Regions from separate parts of the Mus musculus genome. Here region 1 is linked to region 2. Evidence: chromatin loops called from intact Hi-C (ENCODE). Cell type or tissue: gastrocnemius. All regions are shown on one strand. Each heading gives the region's core, and the rest is flanking DNA. Links, peaks and the distances in the headings are about the cores only. Region 1 overlaps Limch1 (LIM and calponin homology domains 1). Region 2 has its middle 34 kb from the start of Uchl1os.

Region 1 (9,128 bases), core at 438-8,437, 81 kb before region 2:
GGACTTGAGTAAAAAAAGATACAATGTTTCCATGCACTTGCCTAACAGTTCAGACAGTATTCTTACTTGATGTAGAATGTAACAATATATCAAACACAAAATGTGTTGCACATGATTTAAGATTTTATTTTATTTTATTTTATTTTATTTTATTTTATTTTGGCTGTTCAAATTACTTCTATCACATGCAGACCCAGAGGGCTTCAACTTGGTGCAGACATGCTTCATGTTCCATAATTTTTGAGATTTAAAAAGCTAATCTAGTTCATATAAAAATCTAGTCCATATAAAAAGCTGTGTTATGTAGGTAAATATGCTGACCTGAGTTTTACACTCAGTCACTTTCAATTCTGGTGACCAATGTAGAAGCAGGGTGGGTTGAGAAAAAGGAGCAAGGTAGGTGTTACTGGATGGTTTTGTGTCACCTTGACCCAAGTTAGTCATCAGAATGCAAGGAGCCTCAGTTGAGAAAATGCCTCCATGAGATCCATCTATAAGGCATTTTCTCAGTTAGTGATTAATGGAGGGAGGAGGGACAGCTCATGGTGGATGGTCCCATCCCTGAGCTGGTGGTCCTGGGTTCTACAAGAAAGCAAGCTGAGCAAGCCAGGGGAAGCAAGCCAATAACTAGCACTCCTCCATGGCTTTTGCATCAGCTCCTGCCTTCAGGTTCCTGCCCTGTGTGAGTTCCTGTCTTGACTTCCTTTGTTAATGAACAGCAATATGAAAGTGTAAACTCAATAAACCCTTTCTTTCCTCCCAACTTGCTTTTTGGTCATGGTGTTTCATCACAGCAATAGAGACCCTAATTAAAACAGCAGGGATAAAGGAGTTTAAAAAGGAGGCATGGTGGGGATAAAGGGGTAGAAAGTGGACAGACTGAAGATAATGGGTAGAGATAAACCAGTCTTAGCCAAAGCAGAAACCAAATAGAACAATGGCAGGAGATAACGACACAGGATCCATAGCCAGATTGATTATACGCTTATTAACAACCAGTGTTTCTAGAGCACATGTTGTGTGCCAGCCATTATGACAAGCACTTGGTTTGTTTCAACTCAGTACAGAGCATAGCATCCCAAACAGAAAACACAAGTCTCATTCTCACGCTACAGATAAGGAAACTGAGGCACAGAAAGCCAAAGTATGACATAGTGGTCTTGAATATGGTATTCTATAAAAGCCAGTGGAACTAATGAATTAAAGAATTAATGGCTGTCCCAGTTTCCGTTGCTATGTTAAAATAACCTAACCAGAAGCAACATTGGGAAGAAATGGGTTTATTTTAGTTTACCACTCCAGATCACAGTCCACCACTGGGGAAAGTCAAAGCAGAAACTTGAGGCAAGAGCTTGAAGTCAGGCTAATTGCTATCCCACACAGTCTTACCTCCAAACAAGGAACTCAGCTCACAGTCAAAGAAGTATGCAGGAACCATGGAGGGAGCTGCTTGCCAGCTGGCTTTCAGGATGGCTTACATTAAGCTAGTTTTTAGTTCAGGATTGCTTTGCTAGGGATGGTGCCACCCATAGTGGACCGGACACTTCTACATCAGTTAACAATCCAATCAATCCCTACACAGTTGCACGCAGGCCAACCTGGCATAGATAATTCTTCAACTGAGGATCCCTTCTCAAATAATTTGTTGCAGTAAATTGACATTTAAAAATCAACTATCATGATTTCTTACTCAGTCACACTGCTTGGGTTAACAATTTTAATAAAACATGCCCTAGGAAGAGAAAGTTGATTTGAATCTCAGCCCCATTGTTACACATGTAGTCATAGGATAGAGTGTAAGTTCTATAATTCTTCACTTAATGTAGAAGAGGGTGACAGCCAAATCACTTCCCAGAGAAGCAAGAACACCATCCGTTGGGTGTCAGACATTCAAGAGTCAACCCTTCATTTTCAAAAAGAATAATAAACATTTGTATGGCAAATACTCTGTGTGTTTTAATTTTCACAAAAAACCAACAATACAGACTTTAATACTAATCATAGTTTATTTGTTGATGATTTGTGTGGTGCTGGGAATGGGAGCCTCTGCCACTAGGCTATCTCCCAGTCCTCAACCTTACTGTTAATATCAGGACTCTGTGTCCTAAAGACTTCAGGCTCAGATTCAAGGTCAAAGAGTATTTCCTCTTCCTTTGTCATTTAAAGAATGGTGGCTGACTGTAGGTGACTCTAGGTTACCATGTCTCATCCCCTCCCCTCAAGCAGAACAAGTGTGTGTGGGGGTTGGGGGGGGTTCCCTTCATTCTTTGCATGTGTATCATTTTCCTGACTGATTTCCTCACAGCTATCCCCACCGCTAACCAGCAGCTTATTCTCATCTCAAACCAAGTCAAAAATCAACCCCCAAAGCTTGTTCGCTGAACACGCACTCACTTGACTTTCAGAAAACTTGGACTCAATTTAAAATGTAAGCAAGTCTTTGCCTCAGCCAGAATGGAAAACACCTTATTAAACTAGCTATACAAGGAATGGCTGGCTTTTATATGTCTAATATAAAGACTTTAGGAGAAAGTCCAAGTCACGGTCCAAGACATTTGGGACATCTACAGACAGTATGCTGCCTGGGGCATAGCCCTGGTGCTCAGCCCTGAATGGTTGATGGGACTCTGCAGCTTTGTATAGGTTTTATAGAAGCAAGGGAGTGAGTGGTTGGCTTTCATATTCTCCCATATGCAAGCAGACACCACCCACTTTATGGGCATGCTCGTGAAAAGTCTGCAGAGCACTGAGGTGGTTGCACCAAGCTGCTCCGGGCACTTTCAGTACTTTGTCCTTGGTGAGCACTCCTTCCTTCCCACTTCCCTCAGGGAATGTTCCAGAAGCCTGCAATTTACCATTCTTCTCCATCCCCCAACACAGCATAGCCAGGTTTCCCCATCTCTACTCTGAAGCAAGATGCTGGTGCTGCTCTGGGAGCCCTGTGGAGTCATTGCTTGTACCCAGGATACCTGCATTTAATGTAGAACAATTTTTTTGCTTATTTGTAAAACTTGTTTTAACAGTCTCTTGATGGATTGTGCTGGTTGTGTGTCCAACCAGAACTCCCACCCCCATCCCCACCCCCAAGCATCCACGAGACTCCAGTCTTCCCAGCTATTGATGGCTGACACCAATATTAAGATTTCCACTGAAGAGATTACTCCTGAAGGAAGCTATAGGTTCAAGCCAGTTCCTGAGTTTCCCCACAACTCTTCATGGTCCCAACCCTACAGAGGTGCCTACCACTGATGCTTACCAAGTGCCCCAGAGATGCTGGCCTTCACAGTTGTCCCCACTTGCTCCAGTGAAGCTGACTCTGAGTACCAGGCTCCATGTGCACCCTTCCCAATCTTCAACGGAACCACGCAGGGGGATCATGGCCGTGTCCCAAACTGATTCTCCAGCATTTCCTTTTTTAATCTTTAAAGGTTCCTTTAAAGATTATTAAACCATCCCCCTGGGGTTAATATTAATTTGACATTATGTCTTCATTTTTTAAAGACGTTAAGTAATTTTTAAAAATAATACTGATCTTGGGAGCTCATTGGAAAAAATAAAATAATGCCAACACTTCAGGCAATTTGCAGAGAGAAGCTTCATATATTGAATGAAAGTGTCACTAAGAACAGTTTGTAAGATTGTCATGGACAAGAAAGGGTTCTTTTTGATGTCTGTGACATTAGTTTATTGGGTGATCACATATCATTTATATGTAGCCCCATAAAAAAATTACTTCATTATTATATTGGAAATACCATTTTCAGTCTTGTGCTTTTATAAAGCTCCTTATAAAATTGGCCTTGAGAAGATCAGTAACATAACCAAAAAATGCCCAAATAACTGCATGTAGCAAAATTTAGTAATATCTGCTAGGTAGCTCCATTTCCCCTTAGGTGAAGCAGGGAAAACAATATCATTAAAAGTAATAGCATGTGGCTTTCATACTAAGGGCATAAGTATCTTTCTCATACTATTTTTAAGTATGTGATACTATATAGTAAATAAAAATAGAAAGATTAAGCTAGGTGGTGGTAGTGCATGCATGCCTTTAATCTCAGCACTCAGGAGGCAGAACCAAGTGGTTTTCTCTGAATTTGAGGCCAACCTGGTTAATAGAGCTAGTTCTGGGACAGCCAGGGCTAACAACAAAGGGAAGAAGGAAGGAAGGAAGGAAGGAAGGAAGGAAGGAAGGAAGGAAGGAAGGAAAAAAGGAAGGAAGGAAGGAAGGAAGGAAGGACTACTTCTAGAAAACTGGTCTTTGGACTCCAAAGGCAGCCCCCTGGAAGTCTAACATCAGAGTATCAATAACTCTTAAGAACTAGCCACATTTATTGACAATACTATTCCTGGGCTAGCACTTGCAGTCTCTAAAGTTATTGTAAGTCCTGGAGATCTAGATCAAGGCATAAATACTACACAAACATGAATTCAGTTGTTGTCATATTCTAGGGTAGATCTTGAGTGTGGTTTCAAAATGAAGTCTGTAATAATTATCAACCAGTAAGAATAAATTCCAACTGGCCCACATACAGTAAGACGTGCTTTATACAGCATTCTTGAAATGAGGAATCTCTATCCTGCAGTACTTGGCAGCCACAGGCTAACACCTGCTGTCAAATCTTTTTGCAAGGCCAAGGCCATTTCTTCTCCACTCCACAGTGCAGAATTGGGGAATTCGGCAAAGGACCTGCCAGGTGTGTGCATGTCTCAAGGGCCTCCTGCAGTATGCACATTGGCCTTACCTCAAAACTGCCTAAATATTGCTTCGAGGGGGAGGGGGGAATAGGGCCGAGTTAACCTGAGGCACGGTTCCTAGTGGAACCGTATCTGAAACTCATCCATCAAACAACAAGTTCCAGCCAACTGGTAAAGCAGAGCTGGCAAGGAATGCAATATAATTAACCTCACTGATCGTCTCCAGAGGCAAGGCTGGATTACGTCCTTATCTTGTTAGTCCTATGTCCTAAAATCCAACACATAGCCCTCACAGACATTTTACTTTATTCTTCATAGCCAGCAGGTTTATGTGTAGATAACATAATAACGTCTAACAACAATAACAGAAACAAACAAGAACTATAAAGAGAAGTGCATTTGTGAAGTCCCTTTGTAATTTAAGGCTATTGGGCACCTAAGGGGTTCTAGGCATTCCTTTCTGATACCTCCATTACCTCCAGCATCCCTGAGAAAGGAATCACCATGCCCCTGACTGGGGGCTAGACTTCTCCACACATTGGAAAGTGCGCATCTCCAGATCTAGTTGCCAAGAACTACATAGTCTCTCTTCATTCAGGTCTGGACTGAAAGTCCAGTTCCCCCAGACAGCCTTCAAGGGACAACACAAGGGAAAGCAGTGACGTGTCCATCTGCACTTCTCAGCCTGTCCCCTCCCTCTGCTACCACATGGTCTTGCTTAGTTTTATCCATGGCATTTCACATTATCTGAAGTCGTTTTAAATTTTTATAGATTTGTTTCTTAAGGTTAATCTGTACATGTCTGTGCCTGAGTGAATTCGTGTATACCACAAACATGCAGAAGCCCATGGAGGCCAAGAGAGATTCAGATATCCTGGGATTGGAGCTACAAATGTTTGTAGGAACTTGGAACTGAACTTAGGTCCTCTGCAAAAGCAGTAAGTACTTCCCACCAGGGAGTCACCTCCTGTGCGTACGCGCATGTGTGTCTGGGTGCATTCCTGTCTCTGTGCCTTCGTGAATGCAGCCACGTGTAAGTCATGGTGCAACTATGAAAGTCAGAGGACAACTTTTAGGAGTTGGCTCTCACCTTCCACCTTCTTGAGACCTTGCCACTTACTCTAGCTGGCTGGCCCTGAGCTTCCAGGTGACTCTGCTATTGCTGACCCCATCTTGTTGGGTGAGCACTGGCTTTATTAGTTCTCACCACTACATCTGCCTTTTTTACGTGGGCTGCAAGAACTGTCAGGTTCATGCAGCAAATGATTTTACCTACTGAGCCATCTTGCTGGCCTCTGAAGTTCTTTTAAAGTGCATTAACTAATTATTGGAGTCTTCCACTATAATGTGAGTTTCTTTAGACCAAGGGAACTTTTCAACTCTAGTACTAGGTCAAAGTTTTACGTTATTGATGTTAATAATAACAGTATCAAAGAATGACACTTAAGTATGCAAGGGAGGAGAGGGGAAGAAGAAAAGAAGAGAGGAGAGGGGGTGGGGTCACAGCTGGTAAGAAAGGAAAGACTATGCAAGGAAAGGGGAAAGGAGGGGGAAGATAGAAGATAGGCAGGCAGAGAGAGAGGAGGGAGAGGGAACAGGGAAGGATGAAGGGAAGAAGGAAGGGGAGGAGGGAGGGAGGAAGGGAGAAGGGAGGAGAGAGGGAGGGAGGGAGGGAGGGAGAAGGGAGAAGGGAGGAGGGAGGGAGGAAGAAAATGCAGAGTCCTCCATTATTTTCAAGAGAAACACTTATATAAAATATTGGAATTTTGTGACTTAAAACCAAGTCAAATTCTGAGAAACGTCTCTGAGAAAGCCATAAAGCATTCATTAATTCCCAGGCTAAAGCCCTACAAGCTTTCAGAAAATATCTTGGTGCAATCCTTTATGAACCTGGAATGACCTGAAATTTGGAGCTACACCATCTTGCTCTGTCCCTGATGTCACTCAGAACTCTCTGAAATGAAAATTTGTGTTTTCTCTTGGGTTGAAAATCACTTGTTTGCTGCACTTATATTATCCCTCCACAGCATGCTTCTCTCTATGCCCCACCCCCACTGCACAGCGCTTTAAAAGCCTGAGTTGACAGAGTCCCATTGTCACAAACAGCATTTTAAAACTGGAATTTGGCTGGTTGGCCACACACACCAGCAAACATCTGGACCAGTGACTGTGAGAACATTCTGTGGTAACAAAAGCAAAGCTTTCTGTGAGGATGGGATTGGAATCCTATGGGTAACAAGGGGAGGTATCTCAACGGGCTGGGGGAGCCTGGTCGACCAGATGGCTTAAACAACAACCATTTGCTCTGAGAAGGATAGTCAGCTACTATTGTGAACCCTGGTGCCTTCACCTGCATACCAACTCTCAGTGAGCAATCCTAAAGCAACCTTAGACTTGCTCACAGTGCTGCATGTGGTGGCAGCTTCCCATTGGCCCAGGCCAGATGCTGGCTACTCCTCGGGTCAAGTCCCCTCCTTCTCAGTCCAGGTATATGGAGAAAGTGACAGGTTTAATTAAATTTTCTAACTTCCATCTGATCTACAACTGAGGCATTTGAATGACAAGGAGATTCTCAACTGGAAAACCATTGGCTGACCAGACAGCTGTAGTCTTAACCTTTGATGAGACCAGGTACTGCATCACTTACCAGCCAGAGTATCACGTAGCCTCACATATTTGGCAAAAGTTAAGTGAACGACTGAGATGTGCAAAAGAAGACGAAGGGTAGGGAGGCATAAAAGAAGAACTACTCCTATCTTCTGTGTCAAATGTACAGGTTCAAGCAGTAGCCAAGTTCCTATCAAGGCCTCAAGGAGGATTAAAGTCATAGCTTAGTTGTGCTGATATGTAGCCTCTTCTCTGCTACTTCTTTTGGTCAGAGTGCATAAACCCAAAATGAAAAGATCAAGTATTAGTGTCTTTAACTAATTATAAAATAACATATGCCTGTTGGAAAAAAAATTAAAAATTCATATGCCACATTTCCCCTTTTACCTTAGTGTACATTAACTCTACGAAACAATAGATTTCACTGTGATTTTTCATATATGTATATAACAAGATTTTTTTATCCTATTCATGAACATCTATCATGTTCTTGATGTAGGCGAATGGGCAAGAGAGAGGAGGGGAAACTTAATGGATATTTTACTTCAATTAGATTTTTAATTAACATCCAATCACCCTCAAGAAATACACCTCCTAACACTACTGGTATGCTCCACACTGCTTTTAAGGATCAAGGGTCAAGACAAATATGTCATATAATGTTAACAACAGCCACCAACAATAATGACTCTGCATTTTCAGGAAAGGATTATAAATTCAAGATGTTTAAGCAGTTCTCTTATTATGTCTCCTGTTAATACTACTCTTATTATTATAAATCTTGATGAAAACAAAATTTTATTATTGTGTGTGTGCCCATTTTATATAAAAGGGGGAGAGGAAGCTAAGAGAGAGGAAGCATCTTATAAGTGGAAAGACCAAGATTCAAACGAAGACATAGTTAGCCGTAGCTGTCAACTTGACACAATCTATAGCCACCTGAGAAATGAGTCTGCTAATAAGGGACTGTCTGCATTGGGTTGGTCTGTGGAGGAATGTCTTAAGTTAATTGATATGGGAGGATCCAGCCCTCTGCGAGCAGCAGCATCCCCTAGGCAGCAGGGCTCTTAACTTTATAACACCAGAGAAACTGAGCTAAGCACAAGGAAGTAAGTATGCACTCATTTCTCTCGGCTCTTACCTGTGGGTATGATGTAACAGCTGTTTCAAGCTTTTACAGCTGTGACAACCTCCCCAGTGACAAACTGTAACCTGGAACTGTGAGCTAGAATAAACCCCTTTCTCTTCTAAGCTACTTTTCTGCCAAGATATTTTATCACCACAACAGAATAAAAGTAGAATGTATCTTATGATCCCCAAAGTCCATGTTCCTAATCACCCTATTACATCTGCCATTTTATCAATAACCATTTTTATATATGTTATACTTGCAAAAGGTATACCGTCTTCTATAAAATCTTTGAGCCATTGTATTCTTTATTTATGAGAACAATCTGTACGGTTTAAGTTGTTTTAAAGCATAAGTTTCTAACACTTGTATCTTTGAGGCTGATGTGAATTTTAGTTTGGTACCCTGAATTGTGTTTCATAGTCCTGAAATTAGATAACCAGGGTTGGCATCAAACAAAATCTACTCTGATGACTAGTTGACATGGGAACATAATGCATAACTTTACATCAAACTTCATATCCAGCATAATTTATATTCATAACAAAAATGGCAATCGCCCAGTCTCTGACATAAGGATTTATGGTCTTGGCCAAGGCCAAGTCAAGGCACATTAGCCGAATATATCTAAACATCTGACTCTAATCACTGCCCTGGAAACAGTCAGGCATTAGGGGCTTATAAGTCTGTTTCACTG
Region 2 (9,128 bases), core at 573-8,572:
GTGGGGTCACAAACACATGGAGCTACACCTGGCTTGATCACCATCATCACTGCATATATACAAAAGTCAGAACTCAGGTCTACATGGCTGCTCAGCACTCACTTCCATTCGCTGAGCCATCTCCCCAGCTCTTAGTATGTTCAAAATGCAGATTTAGGGAGCCTGTCTCTGGATGGTCTGAAGCAGTGGATCTTCAGGGGAATTCAGGAATTAGTGTTTCAATTTTTTTTCCAGTTAATTGTGTGTATACGTTTCCAGGAGGAGGTTCAATTGTGCACATGTGTGCGCTGTCCAAGGCGGTGTCAGTTCCCTTCCAACTAGAGTTTCAGGTAGCTGTGAACCACCAGACATGAGTGCTAGAAACCAGATTCCACTTTCTGCAAGAGCAGAACAGCTCTGAAACTCCAGTCATCTGGCAAACCTGGAAACGGACTGGGTTTTGTTTTGTCTTTTCTGTTTGGTGGCCTGGTTATTTTGTTTCTATTTTGAGATAGGGGTTTGCTGTGTCCCACCTGCTGGATCACCTGGAACTTGCTATATGGACCAGGCTAGCCCAAATACTCAGAGCTCTGCCTGTCTGACTCTCTGCCTGTCCTGAGCACAGAGACACACCCGGCTTAGCGGATTTGTAGCTTTAACTGCTTCCCAGGGGATTCTAATAAGCAGAGAAGAGGGTGAGCCACTGTGGTGTCGGGATAATGTGCCTATGTTTGAGCAGAAAAACGTCTTTCAGTTATGGCACGTATGTTTGTCCCAGCAGCATTTCAGGTGATCAAGTTAAGATAAGGTACCAGGCACAGAGAGGATAGCTAGAATTTCTGAGATTGCAGGTCAGAAAAAAAACATCTTCATAGCATAGATACCCTTTGGGAGGATTTGTTCCTCTTCCAGCAAGTCCTGCCTAAGATTCACTAGACAGGAAAACAGTCGGAGAGTTGAGCCCATCAGCGGACCAGAGAGGCAGGAAGTTTAAGGACCTAAGAATTTCTAAAGATACCCCTAGTAATTTAAGAGAGAAAAAAATGGGTGTGGAAGTATTATGGTTTGTATTAAAAATGTCCTCCCACAGGCTTGAGTGTTGGAATGCCGGGTTCCCAGCTTGTAGCCTTTGGGAGTCTTTGCAATACAAGTCATGGTTGGCAGAGGAGAGGCAGCATCTGATAGCCCAGCCCTGGCTCTCTGCTTCCTTATCTACTTAGCATAAGAAACAACATGGTGAACCCGAACCCCATCAGCTGAGCCACTCCAGATGCCCTGTTCCCCGTCGTCGTCGTCGTCCCCCCCCCCCCCCCAACCACCATGACGGACTGAATCCCCTGAATCTAAAAAAATTAAAAAATAAAAAAGTCACTTCTGGGACTGGAGCACGACAGGATTTGGATTCAGTTTCCAGCAGCCACTCCTGGGGATCACAACTGCCTGTAATTCCAGTGCCAGGGGATATGACGCCCCCTTTCGGTGTCTTCTGGTATGGCACCATCATTGGCTCGCATGTGACACACATTTCTACACACCCACAAAAGGAGGGAGAGAGGAAGGAAAGGAGGGAGAGGGGAAGGAAAGGAGGGAGAGAGGAAGGAAAGGAGGGAGAGAGGAAGGAAAGGAGGGAGAGAGGAAGGAAAGGAGGGAGAGAGGAAGGAAAGGAGGGAGAGAGGAAGGAAAGGAGGGAGAGAGGAAGGAAAGGAGGGAGAGAGGAAGGAAAGGAGGGAGAGAGGAAGGAAAGGAGTCTTCCTCAGATTGCTTCTGTCAGGCATTTAGTCACAGAGATGAGACATGAAACCTTCTCTAGGAGCCAGTCAGCAAGGTGGCTCCCCCTCGCTGACTGCTGGTGTTTCCTCACTGTGCTCCCACAGCAGAGAGCAAGCATTGGGCTAACACTCTTCCACAGCTGGCCGTGAGAAACCCTGTGGCTTCCATGCAGGGCTCTCTTGATCCTTTCTGCTCCCTTCTTAGGCCCTAGCCTGTGGTGAGAACACTCAGCAGCCTGTGGAGAGCCCCTCACAAGGACGAGCTGGCTCAAGAGCCCAAGTTTGCGGACAACACAGGGCTGTGGGTGTGGACCTTCCAGCCCCGGTCAGGCTTTCAGATGACTGTAGCCCTGGCTAATGGGTTAGCTGTGACCTCAAGAGAGACCCTAAGTGGAGCTACACCCTGATCGTCTCCCAAATTCCTGGCCCTCAGACACTGTGAGGTAATAAGTGTTTGTTGTTCTCAGCTGCTAAGCTTTGGACTGATTGTGAGGCAAGCGGCAATAACACAAATGTCGTCTCCCAATCTAGCTTCTGTTTATCTAAATCATGGAGTGTTTTAGTAAATCTCCATCTCGCTCTCCCTTCCTTTGTCCATTCCTCCTGCCCAGGCTACAGCTTCTTGCTGTGTAGCCCTGCCTGGCCTTGAATTTACAAGAATCTTCTTGCTTTTTCTCTCTTGTTCTCTTACCCTCTTACCCCTCTCTCCCCATTCCCCTCCCCCTCTCTCCATGCTCCATGTGTTCATGGCCGGCCTCTCCTCTCCTCTCCTCTCTTCTCCTCTCCTCTCCTCTCCTCCCCCTCCTCCCCTCCTCCTCCTCCTCTTCCTCTCTCTCTCTCTCTCTCTCTCTCTCTCTCTCTCTCTCTCCTCCTTTCCCAACTCCCCCTCCCATGCCCTAAATAAACTCTATTCTATACTAAAAAAGGAAAAAAAAAATTCTTCCTGCCTCTGAATCCTGAGTGCTGGAGTTACAAACATATACATTCCCAGCAATATCAACTTTTCTTGGAGTGTTTGTGTGTGTGTGTGTGTGTGTGTGTGTGTGTGTGTGTGTGTGTGTGTGCAATATATGTGCACATGTGCAGATCATAAATTATAACATTCCTGTATACTGTACCCAGATCAAGAAATGTAATATTAAGAGCTCAGCTGGGCCGGGCGGTGGTGGCGCTCACCTTTAATCCCAGCACTTGGGAGGCAGAGGCAAGTGGATTTCTGAGTTCGAGGCCAGCCTGGTCTACAGAGTGAATTCCAGGACAGCCAGGGCTACATAGAGAAACCCTGTCTGGGGGGGGGGGGGTGCGGGGGGGGGGGGGAAGAGGAGCTCAGAAGCGCCCTCTTGCCCCTTTCCCACCACTAAAGAAAGCCCTTCCTTGTGAAAGGCAATCACTATGGTCATGAAAATAGCCCTGCTTGCTCCTGGCCTTTCTATGAATGGATGACACTCCTTTGTATTTGGTTTCTTGACCTCATCTTGTGGGTAAGATCTAGCCTTTGTGTGTGACAAGTACCCTGTGAGGATATTTAGCTCAGAACACAGCGTAGATAGAGCACTTTGCCTAAGTGTGAAAAGACCTATGTTTAGCTATTGGATTGTCTTCTTGATCTTAGGAGTTAGTTGTGCACTCTGATCACCTTTGTCAGCTCCATGAAATACACTTTCCTCCCGTATTGTGGGCTTTTCATTCTCTCCGTGGGCTCTTCCAGTGAATAAAGTACTGTGTCTCTCTGTAGTCTAATTTATTATTTTCTTTGTGGTCTGGGCTTTCGTGTCCTGCTGGAGAAATTATTACTTCCACCAACGTCATAAAGATATTCTTGCTTCCTCGTAAATGCTCTGTTTTTATAAATTACATATGGAACTGGTGTGTGTGTGGACTGTAGAGCTTAAACGTTAGAATTCCTCTTCCCTGTGAAGCCATCCCTCTTTGTGCTTTATTACCCCTTTGTCAGAAACTTAGTTACACGTGCTTGATTTCTGGGCTGTCTATTGCGTTCTGGTCTCTGCCCTCCTTTGCAGCACTGCTCTCTAACAGCAAGAGCACCTTGGGTCTTGATGGCTAATACGTTCTTAAAGACTTCAGCCAGCCGAGCGGTGGTGGCACACGCCTTTGATCCCAGCACTCGGGAGGCAGAGGCAGGCGGATTTCTGAGTTCGAGGCCAGCCTGGTCTACAGAGTGAGTTCCAAGACAGCCAGGGCTGGCTATACAGAGAAACCCTGTCTTGAAAAACCAAAAAATAAAAAATAAAAAGACTTCAGCTTAGATCGCTCTTTCGAATTTTCATATACGTTGAAACGATCAATTTCTCAAGGGTCATAAAATCTAAGACTTTTGAGGATCACATCAATTCTGTATATCCTTAGTAACAACTAACTACAATACAAATATGTCAGATAACTAGCATCAAGTGACTAGCTTTTGAAAGAACTGTAGTGGAAAAGCCACAAACAACATAGAGCTTCCACCTACTGGTCACTCAGCCCAGCCTAATGTGAACATCTCTTAGCCTAGCTTAAATATATGTAAACTAGGGAAACTGGCTCTGTCACTATTAAAGAAGATTGGATTCAGATTCTGCCAGTTAACAGTTAACAGTTAACAGTCCTCCTCTTTGGGGCTATGTATACCCTGTAGGTGACTTGCATCTTTAAGAAAGCAAATTCCCTTGGTGATCAGCATCTTCCCGTCTCTCTGGGACACTCCACGCTACCAGCAGAGTTTCTGTTTCCCTACGTTTAGGGAGTCCATCTAGTGGAGGCTAGTAGAATAAATCAGAAATCCTCTTTAAAGATCATCCCCTCCACAGCAGGGGGCACAAGCACTGTACCCCCAGGAAACCGAATGCCTCTGTTTCTCCTTTGTTTGGAACTCTGTCCACATGTCCCTTTTCAATGTTCTAGGAGGCTTTCCACAACCTCTAGAGCAGCAACCATCTAGAGCAGCAGTCCTCAACCTTCCTAATGCTGTGACCCTCCAATACAGGTCCTCATGTCATGGTGACCCCCCGATCATAATATTATTTTCATTGCTACTTCATAAATATAATTTTGCTACTATTATGAATCTTAATTTCCATGTCTGATAAGCAGGGTATATGGTATCCAGGATATCTGATATGCAGCCCTCAAAGGGGTTGAGAATCACTGATCTAAATAACACTGCCCCCGACCCAGCCCTCAGTCTAGCCTTTCTACATCTTTGTTTCCCAGTTTCCCAGCACAGAAGTCATCCCATCCCGCAGAGCCTGGCTCATCTGTCGTCGGTACACTTGCCCTCTGTCCTCCCAGTGCTCTGAGACAGGGAATCATCTCTTTCTTGTCCACTGTGATAGCCTCAGCTTTTACAACTGTGCGCAGCATGCCATAAGCAGTCAATGTATTTTAATTGTTCATTTCAATTGTGTTTGATGTCATGTCAGGGTCTCATTAAGTAACAGGCTAGACTGGACCTCTGTATCCTAGACTGGCCTTGAACTTATGGTCTCTTGCTTCTGCCTTCCAACTACTGAGATCATAGCTATGAGCCACCACATCCAGTATTGTGTGTGTACACACATACACACACACACACACACACACACACACACACACACACACACACACACACATATATATATATATATATATATATATATATATATATAACTAAAATAATGTGCAGCTTTGATTTCATGGAGAATCTTCAAAGAGCATTTTAATTTTAGGTCGAGCCTCAGGCAAAAGTTCTCATCTTCCTTAAGCCAGTTGTAGACAGCAAAGTGTTTGCCTGAAGAGAAATTGGGGGCACATCGTACATGGAGTCAGAACTCTCTGAATATTGGCTCTTGTTTATCAGCTTTTAGAGGCTGAGTGAGTTATTTTGCGATGTACTATTTTTGCCTATAAGGCAGAGGAGGGTTTGTGGAGGGTTCCTTTGAGAACTGAGACTATTTGTATGTCTATGTATGTTGAGCCAGGTGGAATGCTATACACCTTGATCCTGGCACTTGGGAGGCTCAAGCAATTGGCTTTAATTGAGTTCGACACCAGTCTAGGGTTTATTGTAAGACTCTTTCAATAAACAAACAAACTAGCAAAAACCAAAGGTGAGGGTCCCTTGTGTAAGCATTCGGAAGCATTTGGTAGATCATGCGGTGTATGGCTGTACCATAGGGAGGGTTGGAAAGGCCACAGACATGGAAGTCAGGGGGTTCATCTCTCAAAGGACTTTTTAAAATAAGAAGCCTCAAAAGTGTAACAGTATTTCTTAAATAGAGATAAAGAGGGAAGAAGGAAGCTGACAAGATGGTTCATTGGGTAAAGGTGCTTGCTGCCAAGCCCAATGACCTGAGTTCGATCCCGGGGGCCTTGCATGGTGAAAGGAGACAGTCCAAGTTGACCCCTGACCTCCACGTGTGTGCTGTGGCATGCACGTGCCCCTAGTCAAAAACAGATAAGCATGAAACTTAAAGGGAAGAAGGGAGAGTAAGATATCCAAAGACTCAGGAGAGACAAGACACAGTAGAGCGGTAGATGGAGCTAGTCTCCCTTCATTTTGGCAAATACAATCTCCTTTTAGCCTACAGTCTTTCAATTTAAGACACTGCAGTCCCAATTAAGGGTCGACTTCATTCCCATTGCGTATGGTCGGCAAAGAGAAAGCAGATGTCTAAGTGTAATAAAGCAAGAGCTTTGTTGTAAAATAAAATGAAAGTCTGTGTATTTCAGTTGGGTGCCTTTTGGTTGAAAACAGCAGGCCTCACCTCAAAATAGCTGAAGTGGGGGGTGAGAGGAGTTTCTTGCCCACCCCCCACCCCACCCCCGTGACTGTAGAATACAGCGAAAATGATCCAAGCTAATCTCAAGGGCATCAATATGACATCAGGATCCAGTCTGCCTATTTCATTGGTGCTTTTGTTTCCTTGAGATAGGTCTTGCTAAGTAGCCCAAGATGGCCTGGAACTCACTATGTACAGCCCAGGCTAGCCTTGACTCACGATTCTCACCCACCCTTGGTAATATTGGGCATGAAACCAGGCCTTTAATCTACTGCTGAATTACATTTCAGACTTGGTTCAGCTCAAAGTCTCTTGATTCACACCAAAAAAGACCTTAAAGGCAGAATCACCTTCTTGGAGAATGGTCAGTCTGATTGTCTCTCATTGGCCTGGTCGAAGACGCCCGACAAAGGCCAGCACTGGCTGCTGCAGGTTATGTCATGTCTGATGACTCTATATATGTAGTCACAGCCTCTCCAATGTGTCAGCCAAGCAGGCCTGCTGAAAGAGAGAGTGGGCAAGGCTGACTCCACAGAAAACGAGGCCACATGCCACAGGAAGTAAATGCAGAAGGGTGGACATGACAGAGGCCAGCTGGGCTGGGACTTTAAGCTCTGGGTCCATGCTTTGTATCCATAATACAGCAGTCAACTTGTAAAGCTGAGGGCAGAGTCTTGGGGATTGAGCCTGTCTGTAAAGGCCACATCTTATGTAAACAGATCTATTCAGGCTCCGACAGAGAGCATCTAAACCACTCTTCAGTAAGTCTGCCTAGTCTGGGGGTTTTGCTCTGTGTGTGTGTGTGTGTGTGTGTGTGTGTGTGTGTGTGTGTGTGTGTGTATGTCTGTATGTCTGTCTGTCTGTGTCTATGCATATATAGAAGTCACAGGACAACTTGCAGGACTTGGTTTTCTTCCATCGGAGGGATCCTGGGAATTAAAGCCACATTGTCAAGCTTGGCAGTCAAGGGTCTTTAAACAGCTGAGCCATCTCTCTGGCCCAGGTTTTTGTTTGGTTGATCGGTTGGGGTTTGTTTGTTTTGAGAGAGGGTCTCAGGGAGCCCAGGTTGCCCCCTAATTCACTATATAACCAAAGATGGCTTTGAACTTCTGATCCTCCTGCATTTACCTCTTAACTGGTACCATCACAGGCATGGTGCTAGGGATCCAAACCATGACTTCACGCATGCCAGGCCATTCTACCAACATAGCTACATGCCCAGTTTTTTTTTGTTGTTGTTGTTGTTGTTGTTGTTTGTTTGTTTTATTTGCTTGCTTATTTGGTTTGGTTTGAGGTTTTTGATCATTTTTAAACACAGGAAATTTTAAAGACTTTTAAAAAAAAATGTGTGTCTATGTATGGGTATGTATGTGTATATGAGTGAAGACACAAGTGGAGGCCAGAAGAAAGAGCTGGGTCCTCTAGAATTGGAGTGACAGGCTTCTGTTTGCCACCAGCCGGGAATGCTGAGGAACCAAACTGGGGTCTCTCGCCCTAATAACTGCTGAAAGGTCTAAGCACCCCTAAACTTTTTTTTTCATTTACTTATTTATTGTATGCTTACAAGTATTTATGAGTACACACAAGCCATGGAAGTCAGAAGACAATCTTCAGGAGTCAATTTTCTCTCTTCACCAGATGGGCTGCAGGGCTTTGAACTCATGCAGTTAGGCTTGGAGGCAAGTCCCCTTCCCTGCCGAGCCACTTTACCGGCCCTGCTTTTCTATTTTTGTTTGTTTGTTTGTTCTCTTTTTTTGAAACAAGGTCTCACTATGTAGCCCTAGATGGCCTGGAACTTGCATGGATCCACCTGGCTCTGCCTCCTGAGAGCTGGGATCAAAGGTGCATGCTGCCATGCCCAGAGTACTTTGTATTTTCTTTTTTTGTTTTGTGGTCTTGGTTTTTTTTGTTTGATTGTTTGTTTTTTGGTTTTTGGTTTTTGGTTTTTTTTTTTTTTTTTTTTTTTTTTTTTTGAGACAGGGTTTCTCTGTATAGCCCTGGCTGTCCTAGAACTTGTTCTGTAGACCAAGCTGGCCTTGAACTCAGACATCCACCTGTCTCTGCCATCCCAGTGCTGGAATTAAAGGCATGCGCCATTGCTGAAACAAGGTCTTACGATGTAGCCCTGCCTTGCTAGGCTGGCTTCAGACTTAACAGCATAGTTCCTACTTCTTCCACCGGAGTGCGATATTGAAGGTGTGTACTTCCACATCTGACGAATCTGTCGAGTTGTGGGGAAAAAAAACCCTAGTGGATATGGAGCAGAGAGAGAAATTAGAGAGAAAAACAAACTGAAAACAGGCAGACAACAGGGCAGAGAGGCTGAAGGAGCAACACCCTATCACCTTAAAATTTCCTTTCTGTCTTATTAGACAGCATGCTGAAGATGCTCTTGGAGGAAAGGAAGCAAAGGATGCAACAAACAAGCAGAGGTAGCTAAGCAAGAGGGCCCTGGAGCACAGACACCATCAGAGTCAATCCCACCCAGATGCAAGGAGCCACCCTTGTGCCCGTACCAACCAAACACGGGGTGGGGTATTGTTTAGGTGAAGGCAGTTATCCGCAGGAAGGGACAGCTGTGAGCTGTTATCAATCAACACTCACAGCAGCTAGGGGAGGA

The links. Peaks named below come from ENCODE experiments on the same cell type or tissue, not always from the same donor. Only the 100,000 strongest peaks of a DNase experiment are listed, where the experiment ranks them.
Region 1: a loop joins it to region 2, with 2.2 times the contacts of the local background. A loop is called at or near these places in 2 of 42 quality-filtered maps.

Annotation. Positions count from the first base shown.
Region 1 is chr5:66,786,927-66,796,054 of GRCm38, reverse strand. The region is part of intron 1 of Limch1 (LIM and calponin homology domains 1); the gene reads right to left. Among named protein-coding and RNA genes, the nearest start is that of Limch1, 46 kb to the right of the region's middle. In gastrocnemius, for the core only: no CTCF peak of the experiment used is centred there; a DNase peak (open chromatin) is centred at 4,668.
Region 2 is chr5:66,705,996-66,715,123 of GRCm38, reverse strand. No RefSeq gene overlaps it. Among named protein-coding and RNA genes, the nearest start is that of Uchl1os, 34 kb to the right of the region's middle. In gastrocnemius, for the core only: CTCF peaks have their summits at 1,453 and 4,514 (motif pointing right); a DNase peak (open chromatin) is centred at 4,540; H3K27ac peaks cover 503 bases.